Linked DNA regions of Mus musculus: all the other regions are linked to region 3. A link is a loop called in an ENCODE intact Hi-C map of the cell type or tissue named here. Cell type or tissue: left cerebral cortex. All regions are shown on one strand. Region 1 has its middle 11 kb from the start of Rimbp2. Region 2 has its middle 48 kb from the start of Gm38612. Region 3 holds the start of Piwil1 (piwi-like RNA-mediated gene silencing 1).

What was found. Peaks named below come from ENCODE experiments on the same cell type or tissue, not always from the same donor. Only the 100,000 strongest peaks of a DNase experiment are listed, where the experiment ranks them.
Region 1: it touches region 3 in a loop (4-fold over the local background); 11 of 42 quality-filtered maps call a loop at or near these places.
Region 2: a loop joins it to region 3, with 9 times the contacts of the local background. A loop is called at or near these places in 15 of 42 quality-filtered maps.

The regions. Positions count from the first base shown.
Region 1 is chr5:128,962,534-128,966,533 of GRCm38, forward strand. No RefSeq gene overlaps it. Among named protein-coding and RNA genes, the nearest start is that of Rimbp2, 11 kb to the left of the region's middle. In left cerebral cortex, a CTCF peak has its summit at 2,010 (motif pointing left); a DNase peak (open chromatin) is centred at 1,975.
Region 2 is chr5:128,520,773-128,524,772 of GRCm38, forward strand. No RefSeq gene overlaps it. Among named protein-coding and RNA genes, the nearest start is that of Gm38612, 48 kb to the right of the region's middle. In left cerebral cortex, a CTCF peak has its summit at 2,106 (motif pointing right); DNase peaks (open chromatin) are centred at 2,102 and 3,710.
Region 3 is chr5:128,732,556-128,736,555 of GRCm38, forward strand. It overlaps Piwil1 (piwi-like RNA-mediated gene silencing 1), which reads left to right and starts at 3,691. Exons shown (of 22, transcript NM_021311.3): 1 at 3,691-3,799. In left cerebral cortex, CTCF peaks have their summits at 222 (motif pointing right) and 1,635 (motif pointing left); a DNase peak (open chromatin) is centred at 1,606.

The DNA of each region.
Region 1 (4,000 bases), 230 kb after region 3:
AAAGAAAGAAAGAAAGAAAGAAAGAAAGAAAGAAAGAAAGAAAGAAGGGGAGGGAGGGAGGAAGGAAGGAAGGAAAGGAAGGAAGAAGGAAAAAAACTGTAATGGCAAGAAAGATGTAATCACACTGTGGGAATTGGTTTCAACATAACATGTCTTTGAAGATCCAGCAGCCACGTGGCTTTGGCATTCTCAGGTGCTACTGGCTGGAGTTTCCGTTTGCAGGTTTGAAGGATGCGCCTCAGCCCACATGGTGGGGCAGGCAGCCCTACAACTGGCCATGTTAGGTGATGGAGTGTTAGGGGATGTATCTTACACGCGTTCGTGACCGGCCAGGAAAGACGCAACAAACCGGAATCTTCTGCGGCAAAAGCTTTATTGCTTACATCTTCAGGAGCAAGAGAATGGCGAAACCCCGTCCCTTTTAAGGAGAATTATCCTCCGCCTAGGACGTGTTGCTCCCTGATTGGCTGTAGCCCATTGGCCGAGTTGTCATCACGGGGAAGGCAGAGCACATGGAGTGGAGAACTACCCTTGGCACATGCGCAGATTATTTGTTTACCACTTAGAACACAGGATGTCAGCGCCATCTTGTAATGGCGAATGTGAGGGCGGCTCCCCACAGATGTAGGGTGATGGAGTCTCTCCATTTATCCTATAGGTGGGTCCCAGTGCACCTCTGTGGGTTAAGAAGACAAAGGTGGCCCACAGAGGGTTACCAAGGCTGACTACATAGAGCCCCATCTACATAAACCGTCCTGTGGGTGCCAACCCCATTGGCAAACCCCTGTCTCCAAAAATATTTATATTACATTTTATAACAGAGGCAAAGTTACAGTTACAAAGTAACAATGAGAATAATGTCATGGTTGGGGGGGGGTCACCACAACATAAAAGGTCACAGCTTTAGCAAGGTTGAGAGCCGCTGGCATAAACCCTATGAACATCAGGTAAAGCAGAAACAGAAGGCATCACTGGAGAAAACAGGTGTCTGAACTGTACCCTACAGAGGCTACAACCAGTGTGGATCCTGACTGCTTCAGGCTGGACCTGTAGAAGTGGTAAGATGAAGGGGCTGGAGTCACCATGTCAGGCCATGAGGGTGGCAAAAAGAAGCCCCGAAACAGCCCAAGAAGCAGGCGGAGGGGATGGACGAGGAAGATACGGCTTTCACGCAGAAACGAAAGGAGGAACAAAAGAAACTCAGGGAGCTAAGCCAAGGGGAAGACCCCTGGCTACAGGTGCAATTACAAAATCTGGGGGGGGAAAAAAGCAAGCTGTTCCTCACATCTGAGGTGATGGTGACCCTCCTCTTCCATTCCTATTTACACATCTGGATTCCCTGCCCCAACATCTTTGCCACTACAGCTAGAATGAAGTGTTATTCTGTAACCTGTCAAACATCTGGATTGCCTGTCATAACATCTTTGCCACCTGATAACTAGAATGAAGTGTTATCCTGGAGCCTGTTGGTTGTACACTGTAATAAACTTTTTAAAAAACAAACAAACAAACAAAAAAATGAATAAAGTAAATAGAGCAATGGCTCCATGCCTCTATTGTTCAGCAATTCCTACCTAGGCTGTGAATCTAAAGTGAACCCAGTCTGGAATCCCGCCAGAGCCTGCTGTCCTATCCTCATTGTACTCTGAATTCTGTACCACTTTGAATGAAACCAACTCATTTAAAAGAAAAAAAAAAAGTTAAGACCTCCCACCTCACACAGTCCCTGAGTGGGTATCACGGTGTGGCAGGCTGCACGTGACAGCTGGATGTGAGCAACATGAGGTGACAGTCTGAGCTGAGGCAGAGAAGCTGGTGTCCATCTAAGAGTCCCAAAGGCTAGTCTCTTGAGGAGGGCAAGGCTAAGCATCTCCACTTGCAGATGGCTCCCCGTGCACCCTTCATATGAGGCAAGGGGGGCCTGGATGGGCTGGCGCTTCACCTGGATTCACCTAAATGTTATGCTTGAGGACAGGAGCCTGGTGAAGCTGGGGGTGTGACTGAGCAATAGCGCCCTCACCTGGCATGTTCAAGAACTCTCATCAGGATGTAAACAAAGTCATTCAAAGGCTGGGCACCCAGAGCTCAGGGCTGCACCCGGAGCTCAGGGCTGCAATCCCAGCCCTTGGGAGGCTAAAGTAGGATTACCATTAGTTTAAGCCCAGCTTGGTCTTCAGACTAAAAGCCAGCTTGAAACAAAACAAAACAAACAAAAACCAAAGGGAAACAAAACAGAGAAAGAAGAGAAATATCTGCTTCAGTTCTTTTTTTTGGGGGGGGGGGGGCCGGGGGCGGGAGGCAGATTTCGAGACAGGGTTTCTCTGCGTAGCCCTAGCTGTCCTGGAACTCACTCTGTAGACCAGGCTGGCCTCGAACTCAGAAATCCGCCTGCCTCTGCCTCCCAAGTACTGGAATTAAAGGCGTGCGCCACCACTGCCCGGCCTCTGCTTCAACTCTTTTTAGTTTATTATTTTATGTGGATAGTGTTTGCCTACACATGTATAAATTTCAAAGTTGCTTGGAAAGGAAGGAAGGTCACACCGGAGAGTCATCTGGAGGCCTATCTCTGTCCATCCATCTCTTGTCTCTCCCATTCCCAAGTTCCCTATCATCTTCCAGGAGAAGTACTGACCACCACTAGTAGGAGTCAGGGCCAGTCTTAACCAATGCCACCCGATGCCGTCCCCATGGGTGACGGTTGTCTCCATGAAGTCCTGCAGTAGACTCTTCTACAACTGTGTCTTTTATCAAATAAAACAGCAGATTGTCCCAGCCAACGCTGTGCTCGCCCTTCCAGATGGTACCAGCATGCACTCCCCTACTCTGGTGACTGTCAGGGACTTAGCCTCAGAAGCATGGGACCAGGCTCCTGGGACCCTGTGCTGCCCACGGATGGCTCCAGATGCCGTGTCTGCTCTGAACTGGCCCTGCGACCCAAGTCATAGTGCCTGCTCTGCAGACCCTCAGAGCTTAGGAGGAGCTGAGTTGTAGCCACACCCTCCACATGCCACATGGGTGGGGTGGGGGTGGGGCTTCTTTGGGGGAGGGGGCTAATCTAAGCACTGAGGATAAAGTCCTGGAGCTTCCTCCTTCCACAGCTCTGCCACCTTCCTTTCTCTCTCTGGATAGACAGATCCAGATGGGACAGATAAGAGACAGCTTGGACAGGTAACAGAGTCACAGAGACACAGAGCGCAAGATGACAGATAATTGATAGGTAGACAGATGATAAACTCACGCATAGACGATGAGAGAGATATGGGTGGTAGGTGATTGATAGGAACAGATGATAAATGATTGGTAGGCAATTAAATAGGTAATATACACCCGCTGGATGACTGATAGATGAAGATGATGGATCAGAGATACATCAACAATAGATGATGGATGGATAGATGATAAATGGTTGGTAGGTAGAAGGTAGGTGACAGATAGATGGATAATGTAATGGACAGATAGATGGATAGTGTGATGGACAGATGAGTGATAAGTAGATGATAAGTATATAAATAGGTGGGAGGTGGACTTTTTTGTTTGTTTTATTTTTGTTTTTCAAAACATGGCTTCTCTGTGTAGCCCTTGCTGTTCTGGACCTTGCTCTGCAGACCAGATTGGCCTCGAACTCAGAGACCTCTTGTCAGGAGCCATCTAGAATAGGGTAAGGCTAGCAGGTGGCATTCCTGGAGGTGGCCCACCATTTCTGCATGGTCTGCGATGGATGATCTCGACGGCAAGGTTCCAAAGAGACTTCACTTCAGGATCGCTTCTTGTAGCTGATATGCCTTTCCTGTAATCATTAAATTAGTATAATGATCCCTGGGCATTAACCCACCCTATTGATCAGATTTCCTGCAGATCAACATAAAGATGAACTGTTATGAATTGATGCTGTTTAGATGAATGGATGAGTCTACAGAATTCCTGATTTGATTCAAATAATTCTAGGAAAAGTTTTAAGAGCTGGTCTTAGTTGCTTTGCTAGAAAGATGTAATAAAGTTG
Region 2 (4,000 bases), 210 kb before region 3:
CATCAGCTGCTGGGGAGATGACTGGGATAATGGCTGCAACAGAAGGCAAAGCACACACACCCATGCGGTCCGTGAGAGTGTCCTGAGGCAGGAGTATGACTGACTGACAAAGAGGCATTTGTCTAGAACAGAAATGAAATGTCGAGCTGACGGGTCCAGATCTCTGGGAACAGATGCTAGAAGACATGGAGGATGGCACAGGCGCCACGTCAGTCACTCTGAGGACCCACTCGGAAGCAAAGGAGCACCTGACTGAGGATTTCAGCTATGTGAGGAGAGGGTGAAAGCAAGTATATAGCTCGCACACAAACACACACACACATACACACATACCACATGCATATACAGTACACACATGCATACACAGCACACACACATACCATATACATACACATGTAACACAAACTCACATACACATGCAATGCTCGCACACACAGACACACTTATACACACAAAGGCACACACATGCATATACGTACACATATGCCTATACAAATTCTCTCTCTCTCTGTCTCTCTCTGTCTCTCTGTCTCTCTCTGTCTCTCTGTCTCTCTGTCTCTCTGTCTCTCTCTCTCTCTCTCTCTCTCTCTCTCTCTCTCTCCTGTAAACTTAACTGAGAGCATCTGCCCAGATCATTTCAGTATGGACTCACTCAGAGCCCCAGGAGGAGGGAGACCTACTTGGGTCAGCTTACTGTGAACTCACAGAGAGGCAGGGCCTGGACTAACTGGAAGGGACACCAGAGCAGCAAGCAAGAAGAAAGGGCAATCAAACAAATACCTGGGCCCACATTTCCACCTGAGGGTGACCCCAGAGGAGAGGGTTAGCTGCCTAGAGAAGGCTCACCATCCGCACTCCTGAACTTTGGGAGTCTTTCTCCAGGAGGTGAAAGACCTGAAGCACACCTCCCCATGTGATAGATAACAGTTTTACTTACATGAGATGAACCCACAGTCATGTTAGAAGGACACTGGCTGGCTCATCAGCAAATCCACACTGCCTGGCCAGCTGGGACCTGAGTCTGCCTATGGATTCCACTGTACAGCAAAAATAGACCATGAGAACAGTCTATGAGAACTGAATGCCTTCGGCAGAGTTTGTAATGATCATAATTGTGTGTCTCGTTCTCAGACCAGTCATTGTCTGCTCCAGTCAAATGTCTCTGTGTGTCTGTGTGTGTAGCTTAGTCTACAGTGGTGTGTGTGTGTGTATGAGAGAGAGAGAGAGAGAGAGAGCAGATGATGAAGATAGATAGATAATAGATGATAGATAGATGATAAATAGATAAATAATAAAGAATAGAAGCTATATAAATGATAGATATATAAATAGATGACAGATTATAGATAGATAATAGATAAAGAATTGAAGCTATATAGATATAGATAGGTAATAGATAATTGATGATAAATGTTAGATTATAGATTGATAATAGATAAAGAATTGAAGCTATATAAAAATAGGTAAGAGATGATTAAAGGATAGATAACAGATGATAGATTATAAATTGATAATAAAGAATTGAAGCTAGCCAGGTAGAGAAGGCATACGCCTTTAATTCCAGGACTTGGGAGGCAAAGGCAGGTGGATTTCTGAATTCGAGGCCAGCCTGGTCTACAGAGTTCCAGGACAGCCAAGGCTACACAGAGAAACCCTGTCTCAAAAAAGATAGATAGATGTATGACAGCTGACAGTTATACACATATTCTCTTGAAAACTTACAGTTAAGTCACTCCTTTCCTAGAATCCCCACCCCCTGCCCCATGCTCGTGCTATGCCAGCCACCCCATGGTCTCCCTGACCCACACTGCCTGCTGGGAGCTGAAGGGGTTGCATTATCAGTGAGACTGTGGGCAGTTGTCCTGACACTCTCAGCACAGAGGCCACACAAAATCCACTCTGAGAAAAGTTACCTCCCTGTGTGAAGACTAGCCGCATACTCTGTTGCTTGCCCCTGAACCTGAGATCCATAAAATGCAAACAATTGGGCATTGGTGCTTCTTTACTGAGGGAGTTCAACCCTATTGCTACCTTCCCCCATCAGACACCTGGAGACCATTACCGGGTTTTTCTGCAGTGTCCACAAGATGCCACAAGGGGGCAGCAGTCACACTGTTTAAAGGGAACTTAAGACCCTGATACCACAGGAAAATTTGGCTATTAAAGCAGAAACCAGTGCTTTTCCACACTCTTCCCACAACCCAAATTTAGCAAATTGACCGGAGGTGCTCTGTGTACCAGTTCAGGAGCAGCTACAAGCATATACGCACACACGTGTACATACATACATACATACATACACAGCACAAACCTGCCTATAGCACACATCTTTGCATATGTGTATGCACACACAGACGTATTAGCTTGTATCTGTGCATGCACACCATAAGTATGAACAAGCATGTATAATTGCATGTATGCATATACACACAAGCACACAATCATATGTGCATGGGGTATATGCACGCACACACATGCACACATACACATAAGAACATATACGTGGGGCTGGAGAGATGACTCAGAGGCTAAGAGCGCTGGCTGCTCTTCCAGAGGAACCCTGTTTAATTCCCAGCACCCACATGACAGCTCACAACTGTATGCAACTCTAGTTCCAGGGGATTTGACACCCTCACCCAGACAGACATACAGACATACAGACAAGCACAATGCACATAAAAAATAAAAAAATAAAAGAATACACACATGATCATGCTATACAGTTCTGTATATGTGCAAGCAAACTTACACTGTCACACACATGCTCACATAAGCATATGCATGCATGTCCACAGACACATACTCATGTGCACATGCATGCGTATGTGTCTGATGTACATAGACGCATGCATAAATACACACATGCATGCTCACATACCTAAGAGGTGTGTACACATGTGTAGCATCTCATAGGACAGATAATATTTGCTCCATGTGTGCTCAGAGGAATGACACCCTGGTAGGAACCCCTCTCCTCCTCAGGTCCTCGGCCCTGACACTTCCTGTTTAAATTCTGCTGAGCCCACATGTTGCAACCTGGGCTGAGAGACACACCTGCTCTATAGACATGTCTTGTATGGTCCACTGATAGTTTATAAACTGAGTTGTCAACGTTTCGAGACTGATGGATTCTGCCCACACCCACACCATCTTCCTGACCATGGAACGTCTTGTCTCCAGCAAGATGAACTTGTCCTGGGGGCAAGCAGCGACTGATCAGAGGTGTCTTCTGTAGAGGTGGCTGCCCCATCCCATGGACCAGTGCTCTGCCGCAATTCTCCTACTCCCTCCAAGCCTTGGTCAGTGCTCCAGTCAGCTGGAGTCTGCACGGGTCCAAATCTGTATTCCTTATACCTAACTTCTCCCAGAAGCATCCCCTGTACCCTCGTGAGCTCTGATGAAACTTCTCCTCGTGGCAAAATTGCTCCCAGCTCCACCTAAAGCCTTATCCCGGCACCCCTACCCTGGCAGCATTTGGGCATAGGGTCTTTGAAGAAGTAGCCAATTGCTAATGAGCCTGCAAGAGTGGACCCGGATCTAAAGTGCTACTGTCCTTAGGAGATACTGCAAGATGCCTAGCACAAAAGAATGGTCTCTTGTGGACCTGGGAGGCCAGGCCTGGGGAAGAGAGGAGTAGCTAAATCTGCCAGGCGCTAGCTTTTCCATTTTTTCCGGGAGACGGTCTGCCCACTGGTACTGTAGCTGTCAGCTCTGCCCTGTGCTGGCGTGGGCAGAAATTCAGGAAGCAGCGTGCCAATTCAGGCCAAGCAAGATGGGGTGGGGAAATTGCAGCCTCAGCGTCCTGTGGCAGGAGTTGAAGGCGCAGAGCTGGGACCCAGCATAAGAGGGCAGTGCCTTAAGCTCCTCCCCCTGCTACAGAGCTGGCCCCCATGTGTCCAGAGGTGGAGAGGACGAAGGCAGGAAGCCCAAGATCCCTCTAATGAGTTTACTCAGCCTTTGGAATATCAAGTATTTGTTTTCCTAAGACTAGAAAGAAGGA
Region 3 (4,000 bases):
TGCATCTTTTTAATGACCGAAAATTGCTATGACGTGCACCATAAATTATGCTACCTTGCATAATACCCACACAACTGGGTATTTCTGTGGTTGCCTCACAAGCCTGCTCTCCTGACATTAGCTTTTCATAATTAATTAGTTTCCCTTAGGGGCTGATGCGGGTACAGTCGCCCTTAAAGTGGATTAGTGGAAGCCAAATTCGAACTGCACTCATAGGGGTCCCCAGTAGGTGGTGCTGTTTAGGGAGGTTGTGTAACCTTTAGGGGGTGGAGCCTTGTTAGTGGAAGTCTGCCCCTGGGGGTGGGCTTTAGGGTTTATAGTCTAGCAGGGTTGGTTGTACTTTCTGTTCTTTCTCTGCTTCCGGTATACAGATTTTTTTTTAAAAAAATGTCATCAGCCAGTTTCTTGTTCCTGTCACCATGTTTTCCCTGCCTGTTGTCATGTCTTCCCGTCCATGAGGAGATTCTCTTTCTGGACCCAAAAGCCAAAATAAACTCGGTCTTTAAGTTGCTTTTGGTTATGATGTCATACCATAGCAAGGGAAGTGTAACCGGTATAGAACTCTAATGCAGAGCTCATGTCTACTTGGTTTGGAAGAGCATTTCCCCTTCATTTGAAAGATCGAGTCTCCAGTAAGGAAGAAAAAGTGGTTGACACAGAAAAGAAATGACAGAAATAATGAGAACAAGGCCACGTTTAAGGAACGATTTGTAAAGCCTCATAGCATTCATAACTTTGTGATAAAATCTAAATACATCTGTGATGTACATCTATGATACATTTACAATATATATATATGTATATATATATATATTTAATATCGTAGTTTAAGCCCATGAGTCTCTCTTCCTGGAGGACTCTTCTTCTCCATCCCAGCCCCACCCCTATACCTCTGAGACTAAGGTCTCACATCTCTGTTTGTGCATCCTAGGATCCCCACAGCGTCCACCCCACCACCAACCCTTTGCCCCTCTTGGAACTTCTCATACACCAAGGCAGGGTTTCTCACAATAAGGTCCCTGCACCCTGCAGATCTACTTGCCTTGTCTCCCGAGAACTAGGGTTAAAGACATGCACCACACCGGACTTGTTTCCTGTGTGTGTGTGTGTGTGTGTGTGTGTGTGTGTGTGTGTTTGTTGTTTTGGGGTTTTGCTTGTTTATGGGTTTTTTGTTTTGTCTTGGGCTTTTTGGTCAAGTTCTTGCTATGTAGTCCCAGGCTTGCCTTAGCAGGAACAAGCCTTCTGTCTGAGTTTCCCAAGTTTTGAGGTTGCAGGCATGTGCTACCATATCTGTGAAGGTATTGATGGACCTAATAACTAATACTTTTAGGGTTCTGGTCAGCTGACAATATAAGGAGAAGTTTCAATTATGAAACTCCCCTAGTTCCTCTCTGGGTATTTTTAAACTCAGGGTGCACTTTGTGACATCAGATGCATTTGTTGCTAGGGAAACTGAGCAATGCATTGCCTGCAGCTTGTGGTAACACTTCCCAGGTATTTAGAACCATTTGGTGCTTCCTGTACAGTCCCTCACTCCACAGCTGCCATCCCTCCCACTGCTGTCCCTTCAGGACCTGATTGTTCTCGCAGGAAATATGTGAATGGCAGTCTCTTGCGTTACGGCACCATCTAGTGGTGCCGTTGTGGAACAGCTTGCTTGTCACCCGTGGAAGAGTTTGAGCTGTTTTTCAGATTGTGACTTCTAGGGCTTACAAAGTGAAGGCTCTGGGTCTATAATCCCATCATTTTGGTGGCAGAGACAGGAGGATCATTGCAGGTTCGAGGCCAACCTGGTCTACGTAGCAAGTTTAAAACCAACCAGAGACCCTATCTCAAAGAAATAAAAATAAAAATAAAGGAAAAAGGAAAAAAAAAAAAAGAGCCATCAAGATGAATCTATGTGTTCTTCAAACCTTCAAACTACTGTTTGTGCCAATATCTTGGCATTTCTCATTAACTTTCTTTTGTTGTTGTTTTCAAGACAGGGTTTCTCTGAATAGTCCTGGCTGTCCTGGAACTCAGAGATCCACTTGCCTCTGCCTCCTGAGTGCTGGCATTAAAGGCTTGTGCCACCATTCTCATTAACTCTCTAAGAGTGAATGAGATTAGCTTTATTTTTTTCTTTCCCTACACACACCAGGCTAATTCTACACACACATACACCGCCCAGTCCTCCAGCCTCCACCTCCAGAATGCTGGGCATGCTCCCCCATACCCAAAGAATGCCGATACTTCAAAAAAGGAAATTCTTTCCTCCTTTCTCAAATTTACCAAATCAGGGATGTATGGAAATCTCTAATTTTCAGAAGCTTTTCCAATGGCTTTTTACACTCAGGTTAACATGGAAAACAATAGAATCTAACCTGTCCCCTTCACTTAGTAGGAGATTATGGGGCTGAGAATCCATCACCCCACCCCTCCCAGCTCCTGGCAAGTATATTTCCTCATTAGTAAATGTAACATCTGCTTTCTAAGTGGAACTTTCAAGCAAGCCCGAGAGAAAACCATGTCTATAGATTAAATATTCCTATTCTGAAACCTCCAAGTCTGAAGTGCTTCAAAAATCAACATGAAAACAGACATGTCACTAGTAGGGAATCCCACAGTTGACCCCACAAGATGGCCCCAGAATGCAGGTACACTAAAGACCTGGCATAAAATCACCTTTAGTCTGTTTCTAAGGTAAGCTTGAAACTAGAGTGAATTCCATGGTTTTATTTCACTCACAAGACAACCTCATTTGGTATACGCAAATATTTAGATAGCAAAAATGATCCAAAAAATCTCAGACAGATGCCAAACATGCTAAAGAAGACATATCCACTTCCCTTTATTTATTTATTTAGCTAACTCAACACTACAAGCCAGGAGCCATCTTGATTCTCAGGTTGTCAGGTTCCTGCTACAGCGAGCTTGCCATCTGTGGAAAGGTAACTTTGTCGTATATCCCATATATCCTGCGGCTAGAACGAGGTGAGGGGCTCTGCTTTGTTTTATAATGCCCCCCCCCTTTTTTTTTTACTGGTGTGTTGATTCCATGAGGAAATAGGATGTTAAGACCAATTAACTCAGGGTGGACCTGCATAGCTGCTTATGGATCACGTGAAACTGCTTGGACCAGAGACTCGCACCTGATCACGCCACCTCAATTTCATCTGCAGTGGGTTTTGGCACAGGGTGACTCTAACGTGTCCTGTGGCGATACTGCAGCAAGTGGCGCGAACCTGCCTCATCTTCGCTTGGCACGAACCAGTCACCTACTCCAAGAATTTGGAAAAATGAAAATTTGGAAAACGACTTATCCTTTCGGCTTTCCTTCAAACCTCATACGTCTCAGGGGTGGAATGGCTTGCGACTTTTAAGGCCAGCCAGAGATGGAGTCCCAACTCTTTCTCTGCAAGACGCTGGAAGGGCCACCATTGAGTGAGGAGGATTCGCACCTGGAGCAAGGACCAAGAAGAATGGGGCTTGGGTGTGGTCTCGAGACCCCGCCCCACACAAAACCGCCACCCACGTGGCAGCCAATCAGGGCCCAGCACGTGTCCACCTCGCCGTTAACCCAGAGGTCTGTGGAGGTAGCTCGGCCGAGGCCTGGGCGGTGGGGCGGAGGGATCTGGCAGTTGGGGCTGTTAGCAGGTGCCGCAGCAGGTGCAGCAGCAGTGCGAGGTGGTGGCAGCCCCTGCGCCCGCGAGAAGCCTGCTGCAGGGGGTGGCGTGAGGAGCCTCAGGGACTGCGGACCTAAGCGTGCTAAGCACGGGGCCAGGATAGGACTGGACGCTGCTGGACCACGACGATCAGGGTCTGGAACCAAGCTGTGCCCACCTGTGTCTTGACCTCGACAGACCTGTACCCAGGCCCGGGCTTGGTCTCTACCTCTCTCTATGCTCGAGCTTTACCTATCTCTGCCTGGACCTTGACACCTCCTTATTGTTCTGGGCCTATTTCCCACCTTAACCTGTTCTCAGGCTTCATCCCCATCTCTCCTTGTGCCTAAGCCTGG